Regions from separate parts of the Homo sapiens genome. Here region 1 is linked to region 2. A link is an interaction called in ENCODE POLR2A ChIA-PET data of the cell type or tissue named here. Cell type or tissue: MCF 10A. All regions are shown on one strand. Each heading gives the region's core, and the rest is flanking DNA. Links, peaks and the distances in the headings are about the cores only.

Evidence for each region. ChIA-PET counts read pairs that join two places held together with the same protein. Peaks named below come from ENCODE experiments on the same cell type or tissue, not always from the same donor. Only the 100,000 strongest peaks of a DNase experiment are listed, where the experiment ranks them.
Region 1: POLR2A ChIA-PET joins it to region 2 with 5 read pairs; 3 of 35 experiments call an interaction of 5 or more read pairs at or near these places.

The regions. Positions count from the first base shown.
Region 1 is chr15:52,285,971-52,291,350 of GRCh38, reverse strand. The region is part of intron 1 of MYO5C (myosin VC); the gene reads left to right. Among named protein-coding and RNA genes, the nearest start is that of MYO5C, 7.1 kb to the left of the region's middle. RefSeq lists an enhancer at 4,490-5,246. In MCF 10A, for the core only: no CTCF peak of the experiment used is centred there; a DNase peak (open chromatin) is centred at 2,840.
Region 2 is chr15:52,555,675-52,561,054 of GRCh38, reverse strand. It overlaps ARPP19 (cAMP regulated phosphoprotein 19), which reads left to right. Exons shown (of 3, transcript NM_006628.6): 2 at 3,833-3,955. Among named protein-coding and RNA genes, the nearest start is that of ARPP19, 11 kb to the left of the region's middle. In MCF 10A, for the core only: no CTCF peak of the experiment used is centred there; a DNase peak (open chromatin) is centred at 2,684.

The sequences.
Region 1 (5,380 bases), core at 307-5,306, 270 kb after region 2:
GTGGGTAGGACAGACGGCTTGAGGAGAGTGACAGTGCCACCAACCATTTCTCTGACAGCATCATTCCAGACCCTCAGCATCCAGGCCACCTTCCTCTGGGTGAATTTTCACACCTTGATGCCCATTTTAGTGGCACTATTCTCTAGCCTTGATCTGCTCAGCCATGAGTACGGTGCAACTTCTTGTGAGCATCCCTCAGTGTATCCTGGCATTATGTTAGTGCTTTAAGCAGAGCTGGTACATGCTCTGCCCCTGGTGGGTCAAATCAAGTCCTGGTCCTGCCCCTTACTAACTGGGTGACACCAGGCAAGTTACTTAACCTGAGTTTCCACACCAGTATAATGGACTGAATCATGCTTACCAGCTGAGGAGGTCACTATGAGGATTAATGGCGTGTAAAATCCTTAGCACAGCACCTGACACATAATGCTTAATAAAGATTACTCAAATACTGATGCTATTATAATACAGTTGATTTTTTTTACCTAAATACAGACTTTACATTTATCCCTATAAAATTTTCTGTTTTGTTTAGTGCCCAGCGTTTCTGTAGCTTGTAAAAACCTTTTGAATCTTGATCATCTTTAGCTAATCAATCATTTCATCTGCTTGTTTGATACATGTGTTTTGTTTTTTCATCTACGATACTGGTGAAAGTGTTGAATGAAAGGGGAGGCGGTAGAGCTCTGTGGCATGCCTCTGGAGACCTTTTTTTTTTTTTTTTCCTAAAGGTTGCTCTTGCTCATTAATTAGAACTCAGGTTATGACTGTGTAGTGACAGGTTCACTACAGTCATTCCACCATCTGTTTCTTTCACTTGTGCAAGAGGAACTCACAAATATCTTCAAAGTTCTGCTGAAACTCAGATGTGCAAGGTCAAAAGAAGTGTCTTGACTAGCAGTCCAGGGCCCCTGTCTAAAATGAGGTCAAAGTTCAGCGTAACGATTTTTTTTTTAATTTGGCTAATTCTAAATAGTTTTTAGACTTCTATATACCATTAACAACTCTGGAAAATTAAATGTATCCATTGTATTATGTATGGGTAGTTCAAAGAGAAAAAAAGGGATGAAAAGACTGAAATACTTAGTCTTTAATTGGTGCAACTGAACCACTGGGAATTTGAATTTTTGTTCAAAAGTTGTTTATGGAGTGCTAGTTATGGGAAGCCTTTGCATTGGATTCCAAGCACAAAGACCAGGCTCTTAAAGTTCAAATGCCAGTGGGGGAGATGGGAGGCAGCCTAGATACCTGGGGGAGGAGCAGAGAGCGCTCAAGGGAAGCATCCAGCTCTGCTAGATGGCAAGTGGCAAGGAGAGTGCCAAGATGAGGAGTGTCTCCAGCTACTCCAGACTGTTCAGAGCTGTTTGCTCTTGGATGGGGAGAGGATGGGTGGGGCTAGGGTGGAAGGAACAGAAGTACACAGCAGAAAGCCAAAGAAGGCCTGCCATGTTCCAGAAAGTGCTAGTGGTTTTGGGTGGCCACAGGCAGAGGGTGGATTGAAAAGAGGGTGAGGCCTGAGCAGGAAATTGGCCAGAATGCTGGTTGCCCAGGCCTGGCTCTTCCTCAAAACCCATGTGGGGGTTGATTTTCAAAGCTTTTCTCTTGCCGGGCCCCACCCACAGGAATTCCAATCAAGTACGGATGAGAGAGTCTGTCTGCCCAAAGAAACCTCGTGCTCAGCCTGGCTGAGGAAGCCTCCGGGGGCTGCTGCACCAGTCAAGAGAGGATTGGTGGGGGTAGGGTTGGGGGCTGACTTATGGCCATGGCAAGGGGGCTGGTAGGCAGGGGCGGACAGGAGAGGGCTTTTAAAAGGCAGTCTTTTCTAGCACCTGGTGACTGTTGGGCTGTTGGGGTGGAGACACAGAGGGGTGCCCAGCACTGTCCCAGGCTTCTGACATGAGGGGCAAGAGAGCTAGGAAGGAGGAGCGTCGGCATCACTGGAGTTTGGAATTTATGAGTCTATGAGGACATTTAGGGGCTGACATCTTGGAGGCAATTGGAAATGTGGTGTAGAGCTCCAGTGCACGATCTGGGTGGGAGGTCTCAGATGCACAGGTGCCAGGCAGTTGCAGAAGCTGTGGAATTGGGTGGAACTCTCCAGAAACAGCCTATCATGAGAAGAGGCTGGGAAGGACCTTGGGAGACACGGACATGGGGGGCAGTGGGAGGGGCAGGGGAGCCAGGGGAGGGGCCCATGAGGAGCGAATGAAGAGGAGGAGGAAGAGAGGGGCATGGTGTGACAATCTGGCCTGGCTGACCTGGAGTGTGGACACTCCCAGTCCAGAAAGCGGTTCTAGGAGGGAAACACATGTCGTCCCATCTTGTCCCATCTTCCATATAAGTCTTCAAGTCATTTCTGTGGCTCATGCCAGAAGATCCCTCAGAAAAGCAGGCGGCGTGAGAAGATGCTGTTCTCATCTCACCTGTGTGCCTTGGGGGGGTGGCTGGCATGGTCTTGAGCTCATAAGGTTCAGTGGTCCCGAGCCTCTGCCTCAGCTTGGCGCCTTGGCATGGGGAGGGCACTCAGGGAAGTTGGGAGGTGGCCCTCTCTTTCCTGGCTCCGCTGAAGGGCTTGGCGAGCTGTTCCATCCCAGTCCACAGACTCCTGCCTCATGGGAAGGCCCCATATTCTGGAGGTCAGTTGACAGCTGGTTACATTGTTTGCATGAACTGCGGACTGCATCTGTTTGGATGAATGCTGTAAAGTTAACTCTTCCTCCAGTTTGAAGCATTGCTTTGTGGGTAGAGGAATGTGAGGGAGGAGGGGACAGGAATGAATGGGTGGAACTTACCCGGAGCTGAGTAAACTCACCGTTGTTTACTTACCAGGCTGGGTTTCAGCTGCAGGGCACTCAATGCCAGCAGAAGCACCAGGATCGCAGGGTGTGGGCGGCCTGGGGTACTGGGCTGAGGAGTCACTGGTCTTCAGAAGAGAAGCCGTCAGTGGTTACGTATGTCCTAATACTGCCTGCCATTTAATACCACTTTTAGCTGAAACCAATCCTAAATTATAGTTAGGAGAGCACATGGACTCTCAAGTAGATGGTTGCAGTTCAGAGTTCAGGATTACTTTCAGGGCCAGATTCGCTTAACTAATACGGAGTTCAAACTAGGAGTCACAGGCCCTAGCTCTGCTGGAGTCCTGGTCCTTTGAGACTCTGTCTGCTGTTTGGTGAGTTATTTCTCTCTGGGCTTCAGTTAGGGGCTCTGTTAAACAAAAGGATTGATTGGCCTAGTGACTTTCACATTACTTCTCAGAGCCCAGGCTTCCTTGGAAGGCCCCCAGGGCTCTCAGCTCCAGCTCCCATCAGAACACCTCCACTTTCACCAGCTTCGCTTAGCCAGCTGTTACAACTTAATTTTTTTTTTTTTTTGAGACGGAGTTTCACGCATGTCACCCAGGCTGCAGTGCAATGGCAAGATCTTGCCTCACAGAAACCTCCGCCTCTCGGGTTCAAGCGATTCTCCTGCCTCAGCCTCCCAAGTAGCTGGGGTTAGAGGCATGCGCCACCACGCCCAGCTACTTTTGTATTTTTAGTAGAGACGGGGTTTCTCCATGTTGGTCAGGCTATTCTCAATCTCCCAATCTCAGGTGATCCACCCACCTCGGCCTCCCAAAGTGCTGGGATTACACACGTGAGCCACCGCGCCTGGCCAGAACTTCCTTTTGAAGTAGGCTTTCTGCAGCTCTAAAAAGGAGTTTGACAAACAACTTGGAGTAGATAATCAGTTCTGAGACTCTGTAGTGGCCAATTCTTGATAAATTTGGTAATTCATGTACAATTCTTTTGGGGGGCATATATTTTGATATTTGCCTTTAAAGATTAACATTCATTGTTCTGATTATGAAAGTAATAGGTACATATTGTAGAAAATACATCCAACTCTCAGGTGTCTCTTATGAGGATCCCATTCCTAATCCATTTTAATGAAGTAAGCTTCATGACGTTAGTAATAAATATTTTCAATAGCAGACCTGGGGTAGGAGCTGTGTAGCCCGTGGCAACAAGGATGGGTGTGGGTGTGTGTGCCTGAGACAGGCGTGTCTGTGTGTTTCTTTATGAGGCCTCCATCGTCCTATCTGCACAAGAGTGTGTGTCACTGCCTGCCAGGTCATTCTTCCATTCTCGTTCTCTCAAAACTTACACATCCATGTCACGTTTCGGCAAGCTTCTGCTTTTTGCTAGCTGTTAAGGATTAAAGCAACTCAAATGATTTAGGGGTAGTCATGATTGATATCCATCCAGTGACTTTTCTGTTTTATTGATTAAGTAAGGCGATTTATATTAACTAATAGATAGGTTCCTCATCCAGCATTGTCCTAGTCTAGTACTTGTAACTGTGAACTTTGTTTGTTTGTTTGTTTGTTTGTTAGTTTTTCTTTTTTTTTTTTCTTTTTTCTTTTTTTTTTTTATTGATCATTCTTGGGTGTTTCTCGCAGAGGGGGATTTGGCAGGGTCACAGGACAATAGTGGAGGGAAGGTCAGCAGATAAACAAGTGAACAGAGGTCTCTGGTTTTCCTAGGCAGAGGACCCTGCGGCCTTCCTCAGTGTTTGTGTCCCTGGGTACTTGAGATTAGGGAGTGGTGATGACTCTCAACGAGCATGCTGCCTTCAAGCATTTGTTTAACAAAGCACATCTTGCACCGCCCTTAATCCATTTAACCCTGAGTGGACACAGCACATGTTTCAGAGAGCACAGGGTTGGGGGCAAGGTCACAGATCAACAGGATCCCAAGGAAGAAGAATTTTTCTTAGTACAGCACAAAATGAAAAGTCTCCCATGTCTACCTCTTTCTACACAGACACGGCAACCATCCGATTTCTCAATCTTTTCCCCACCTTTCCCCCCTTTCTATTCCACAAAACTGCCATTGTCATCATGGCCCGTTCTCAATGAGCTGTTGGGCACACCTCCCAGACGGGGTGGTGGCCGGGCAGAGGGGCTCCTCACTTCCCAGTAGGGGCGGCCGGGCAGAGGCGCCCCTCACCTCCCGGACGGGGCGGCTGGCCGGGCGGGGGGCTGACCCCCCCCACCTCCCTCCCGGACGGGGCGGCTGGCCGGGCGGGGGGCTGACCCCCACCTCCCTCCCAGACGAGGCGGCTGGCCTGGCGGGGGCTGACCCCCCACCTCCCTCCCGGACGGGGCGGCTGCCGGGCGGAGACACTCTTCTCCTCCCAGACGGGGTGGCTGCCGGGCGGAGGGACTCCTCACTTCTCAGAGGGTGCGGCTGCCGGGCGGAGGGGCTCCTCACTTCTCAGACGGGGCGGCCGGGCAGAGACGCTCCTCACATCCCAGACGGGGCGGCAGGGCAGAGGCGCTCCCCACATCTCAGACGATGGGCGGCTGGGCAGAGACGCTCCTTACTTCCCAGATGGG
Region 2 (5,380 bases), core at 268-5,267:
AAGGAAGGAATATGATTTTTAGGGAATAAGGTTACAAATTATTAGAAGGAATAGAGGAACAAAAGGGAGGAAGATGGTGTTTCCAGAGGTAAGGATTACAGAAAGCCTTTGACCCTGCAAGGATGAGTACTGTTCAGAGTCCACCATCGTCTGCCTCCCTTGTCGTGTAGCTGCTACTAGAGCCCCTGTTTATCTGCCATATGTCCCTCTGTAGGAGCTCACAGGGGCGACTGCTGTCTGCTGTTGGTGGTGGCATCACCAGGAGCAGAATGGATTCTTTCTCTCATGCCTTTTAATCTGGCATAGATGCCGTTGACAGAACCTAATAAGAACTCAGTAACTGTCAGAATATTAATGCATGTCCAAGCACTTGAACTAACTTATCATTAAGGTCCTAGAACTGCCTAGCTCTGTAGAATGTTTCTGTAGGATTCATGAAAACTTTTGTGGAAGTCTTAATGGTGTTTACCACATTTAAAAATCTAGATTAGGTCATCTTTTCCCCCCTGTTAAATCCAACTGAAATTCTGAATCCAGTTAGGAAGTTGCAGCTAGCAGGGGCTTTCAGTTGTGCTATGTATTTGGCAAGAAAGTTCAAGAATCGGCTTGTTTTTTTCTAAGACATGTTATAAATTCATTCTAAATATAAATGACATTTGCAGCTCATAGATGCTGTTTTACCCAAACATTTTTTAATTTAATTAAGCATGCTTAATATGATATATCAATGTATTCCTTATTAAGAAAACAAGGGAATGCGGCTGGGCCCAGTGGCTCATGCCTGTGATCCAGCACTTTGGGAGGCCGAGGCGGGCAGATGACCTGGGGTCAGGAGTTCGAGACCAGCCTGGCCAACATGGCAAAAAAAAAAGAAAAAGAAAATAAGGGAATGCCCGGATTGTGTACAAGGTATTTTCCTTTATATATCAAATGGAGGAAACCTGCAGAAACACTGGAAACCAGAGTAAGTTGCTACCTACATACAATTTTCCTTTAAAAATTTTTAAGGAATTCGGGGAACTATTAGACTTGGAGAACTATTTCAAATCAAAGGAAGAAGTGGAGAGCTCTCACTTCCTAGGCTCAAGAAAGCTGAATTTTTATTGGAAATGTAGGACTCCAGTAACACCCTTAATTTGAAGGTGCAGGGACTAAAGGGTGACAATTAGCTTGGGATCCTTTTCAGCCAAAATTATTTGAAGCCAGCTGTGCAGGGAAACCCAAGAGTAGGCCTCTCCTCCCACATCCACTTCTAAACTGCAGCACTGAGAACACCCTTGGGCTGCAGTAGATATCTGCAGTGAGGGCTGAGCCACATCGAAGCTGTGCAGTGACTCAGCCCGCCTTCCTACATTAAACTTGGTAATCTTACATTTATGTTTATTTCTCTGGCTTTGGTGATGAATATGGTATAGTCATATCTTACATGGGGTTAGGTTCTAATGTTAGTAAGGGAAAAAAATCACATATAGCTAAAATCACCCTTGACAAAATTCTAGAGAAGGCATAATCATATTGGAGACTGCCCCATCAATTCTCAGTAGAGCAGGTAGTCACTTTTATGTCCAGCGTTTGAACAGATGGCTAGATGGCTAGGGTGATTCTTAAGTTGAGTGCTAGCTAAGGTAATAGGCTTGTATTGTACGGGCTGAGATTTTAAACACTGCAATGATAAACAGCATGTTGATGTACTTATGCTCTGCAAGATACCCAACGAGAGACTAACGTGGGAATGGCAGGTTTGCATCACATACCTCACACTTACCTCTCTGGAGCATACCCTTCTTGAATGGAATGACTGGTAGACTCACCACTATTTAAATTCTCTATTTCTGGCTAAGTGCACATAATTGAATGTCGTGCATGTCAAGTGAGTGAATGACGTGGCCACTGTAAAGAGATAACATAAATGGATGAATCTGCAACATAAAAAGAGGCTCCACAGAAAACAGTATTTGACAGAAGCAGCTTTTTTCTCAAAATTCTCCGAGACTGAAAATGAGAAGATCTAACAACAAATGAAGAAGCAGTTCAGGATGAAATACTGATAATATATAAAGTGAATGAAGCTGATTATAAAACATGTATGAGAGCTGGATGTGGTGGTGCATGCCTATAATCCCAGCACATTGGGAGGCTGAGGTGAGAGGATAGCTTTGAGGCCAGGAGTTCAAGACCAGTTTGGGCAATATGGCCTGACCTGTAATTTTTTCCCCCCCGTGGGTACAAAGGGAAGGGAAACAGGATCTTCATCTTTTTTTTTTTTTTTTAATGTATGAATATAATTTTGAGTGAAATATATGCCAAAATTTTATGAAGTTTTTTTTTCTTTCAGTGCTTAGATAGATAAATGGTTTGCTTGCTATATAAGAACATAGGTTTGACATTTATGGATTTAACATTCCTGCTTTGACTATTCCTAAGTAACCTGGAAGGCTCAAGATAGGCAGAGGTATGTGATTTTGCTGATTTAATGTGCAGAAATGAGTCCATTACTTAGAAAATGTGCCTTGCCAGCTGCCCGGTTTATCTATCTCAGTACAGCTTTTTCTCTTTCTCTTTTTCTTTCTTTTTTTTTTTTTTTCTGTTTTGTTTTGAGACAAGTTCTCGCTAGACCTGGGTATGCACCCAGGCTAGAGTGCAGTGGTGTGATCATGACTCACTGCAGCCTCAACCTTCCATGCTTAAGCAGTCATTTTGCCTCAGCCTTTTGAGTAGCTGGAACCACAGACATGTACCATCATGCCCGGCTAATTTTTAAACTTTTTTACAAAGGTTGGGTTTTGTCCATATTGCCCAGGCTGGTCTCGAACTACTAGCTTCAAGCAATCCGCCCACAGCTCCCAAAGTGTTGGGATTACAGGAGTGAGCCACCGTGCCCAGTCTGTTTTTCTTGATTAATTCTTCTGCAGTACTTGCCATGAAGTAATAAACACTCCTTCCCTATTAAATATAGCACTTTGAAAGAAAGCAGACTAAATCAAGACTGTTGTTCAAAGTGAATAGATGGAAGAATTGATAGTTCTGTCAGGAAACAGGTTTTTGATATATTAAAGAATAGGATGTTTGACATGAACAGAGTTTGTCATTTTAAACATGGGGGAGAGTTAGGCAATGATATACATAGATGTGAGGATTGACAAAAATGATGTTTCTCTTCTTTAAAAATAACAGGATGGGCCAGGCATGGTGGGTCATGCCTGTAATCCTATGACTTTGGGAGGTCGAGGCAGGATTGTTTGAGCCCAGGAGTTCAAGACCAGCCTAGGCAATATAGCAAGACCCCATCTCTATTATTTAAAATAATAAAAATATTAAAAATTTATTATAAAAAAACAAATATCAGGATCATCTGTATTCAAGAAAAATGTACTGATAAGTAGGCTGCTGTTAATTTCTAGTAAAGAATCTAACTTCAAATCATACATAATTTTAGATAAATAGAAAAAATTCTGTATATTTTAACAGTATTAGGATGATTCTCTAAATATAGGCAAAGAACTGAAGAGTTCCATAGAAGGTGACTAACTATAAATGTATTATACATGACTGGAAAAGTAATGGCAAGCAAGACTTCAGAGCTGAGCTATCTTGATATTTTTATCCAGTGTGTGGGGTGTTACACATGCATCACAGCTATAATAGAGCTATCACATGGATCTTTTGAAAAACAAGATAGAGATGTTTTAAAGGCTTCTGGGTTTGATTTCTTAGTCAGATGCTGTGGTACTTGGCATTTAACAACTAGAATTCAGAATCCAGATTTTTAAAGGTGAATTATTTTAAATAACTGAGTTGTAATAGAGAAGTAATTTATTTGAAATTATTTTAGGAAATGGAAGATAAAGTGACTAGTCCAGAGAAAGCAGAAGAAGCAAAATTAAAAGCAAGATATCCTCATCTGGGACAAAAGCCTGGAGGTTCAGATTTCTTAAGGAAACGGTTGCAGAAAGGGGTAAGTTCTCATGGGTAATTTCCAAATACTTAAGCCCTACAAACTCAGTATGCTGACAGATTGTGAAACGGATATCTGTGCGTATAGCATTGTACTTTATCAGGTATGTACATATGTGTATATGTATCTGTAATGGGTTTTTCCAATATTTTGCAGTTTATAAATAAGCATTGTGAGAATCTACAACTCTTCAGCATTTTTAATAATAAACTATTTAAAGCATGTAGAAATAGTGCAGATATAACAGAACCCATATACCCCTTCCCAGATTTAATGTTTATATTTTGCCATGTTGGTTTCAGTTTTATCTTTCTTAAGAAAGAAAATGTTGTAGATACTGTTGAAACCCACCCTATATGTAAATATGAGCCCTTTCCCTTATCTCTCCAAAAGCAGCCACTATCCAGAAGCTGGTGTTTATCCTTCTGCCCATATTTTGAAACTTCCATATTTTTTGCAGGTGATTCCCACACAACATTCAAAAGCTTAAAATACTTATTTGGATGAAATGATCACTTAATAAATGCACAGCTATCTCCTTTATGTAATATGTTTCACAGTCAGATTTACTCTAATACAATTTAAACATTTTCATTTTCATAGTTCAAATTACTGAAGATATTATTTTCAAATTCTTGCCATGTTTTGCGAGGTAGATACCATTATTTCTCAATAATGAGATTGAGATAATGCTGGCCTGTTTGTTCCCTAAGTATTGTCCTGTGACCCCTTCCTTTGCTGTAAAAAATTAGAGAGTTCCATCTTCAGCTTAAGCATATTCAAATTACTTACTATACAGGGAAGGATGAAATACTACTTACGGAAGAGAATTGTTGAATGAGATGCTAAATCATGTTTCTCCTTAAATACATTCATATACTGATATCGGCTCCTTGCTTAAAACACGTCTGTGTGTGTATTAGCTCTAGGTACATATGGATTGTTTTAAAGTGGCAAAAAATAGAATGGTATTTTTAATCTTACATGAAAGAATAATATTCACAGCTTTGAAATACTAGGATGATGGAATAATGACACCAAATTTATGAAGATGTAAAACTCCCGTACCATGAAATATATAATCAAGTAGGGAAGTTATTACAAAAATGTTAGTTAATGTCTAAAATACATACAGAAACTTTTAAATATATGAAAGGGAACTTTTAAGTGTACAAGAAAAACACTTAAGGTGCTCCTGGATAAAGGATTTTAACAGGAAATATAAAAAACAGAGAAATGTTTATATATTATAGACATCAGTGAAATGCAAATTACATCATAGTATTTATATAACTAAATTGCAAAAATGTTTAAAATAATACCTATTGCTAAGGTTGAAGTTGAATGAAACTAATATGCTCTTTGTTGTGTTTAAACATTAAAAATTATTACTCGTTTCAGAACAGGGTATGGATTAAGGTTTAT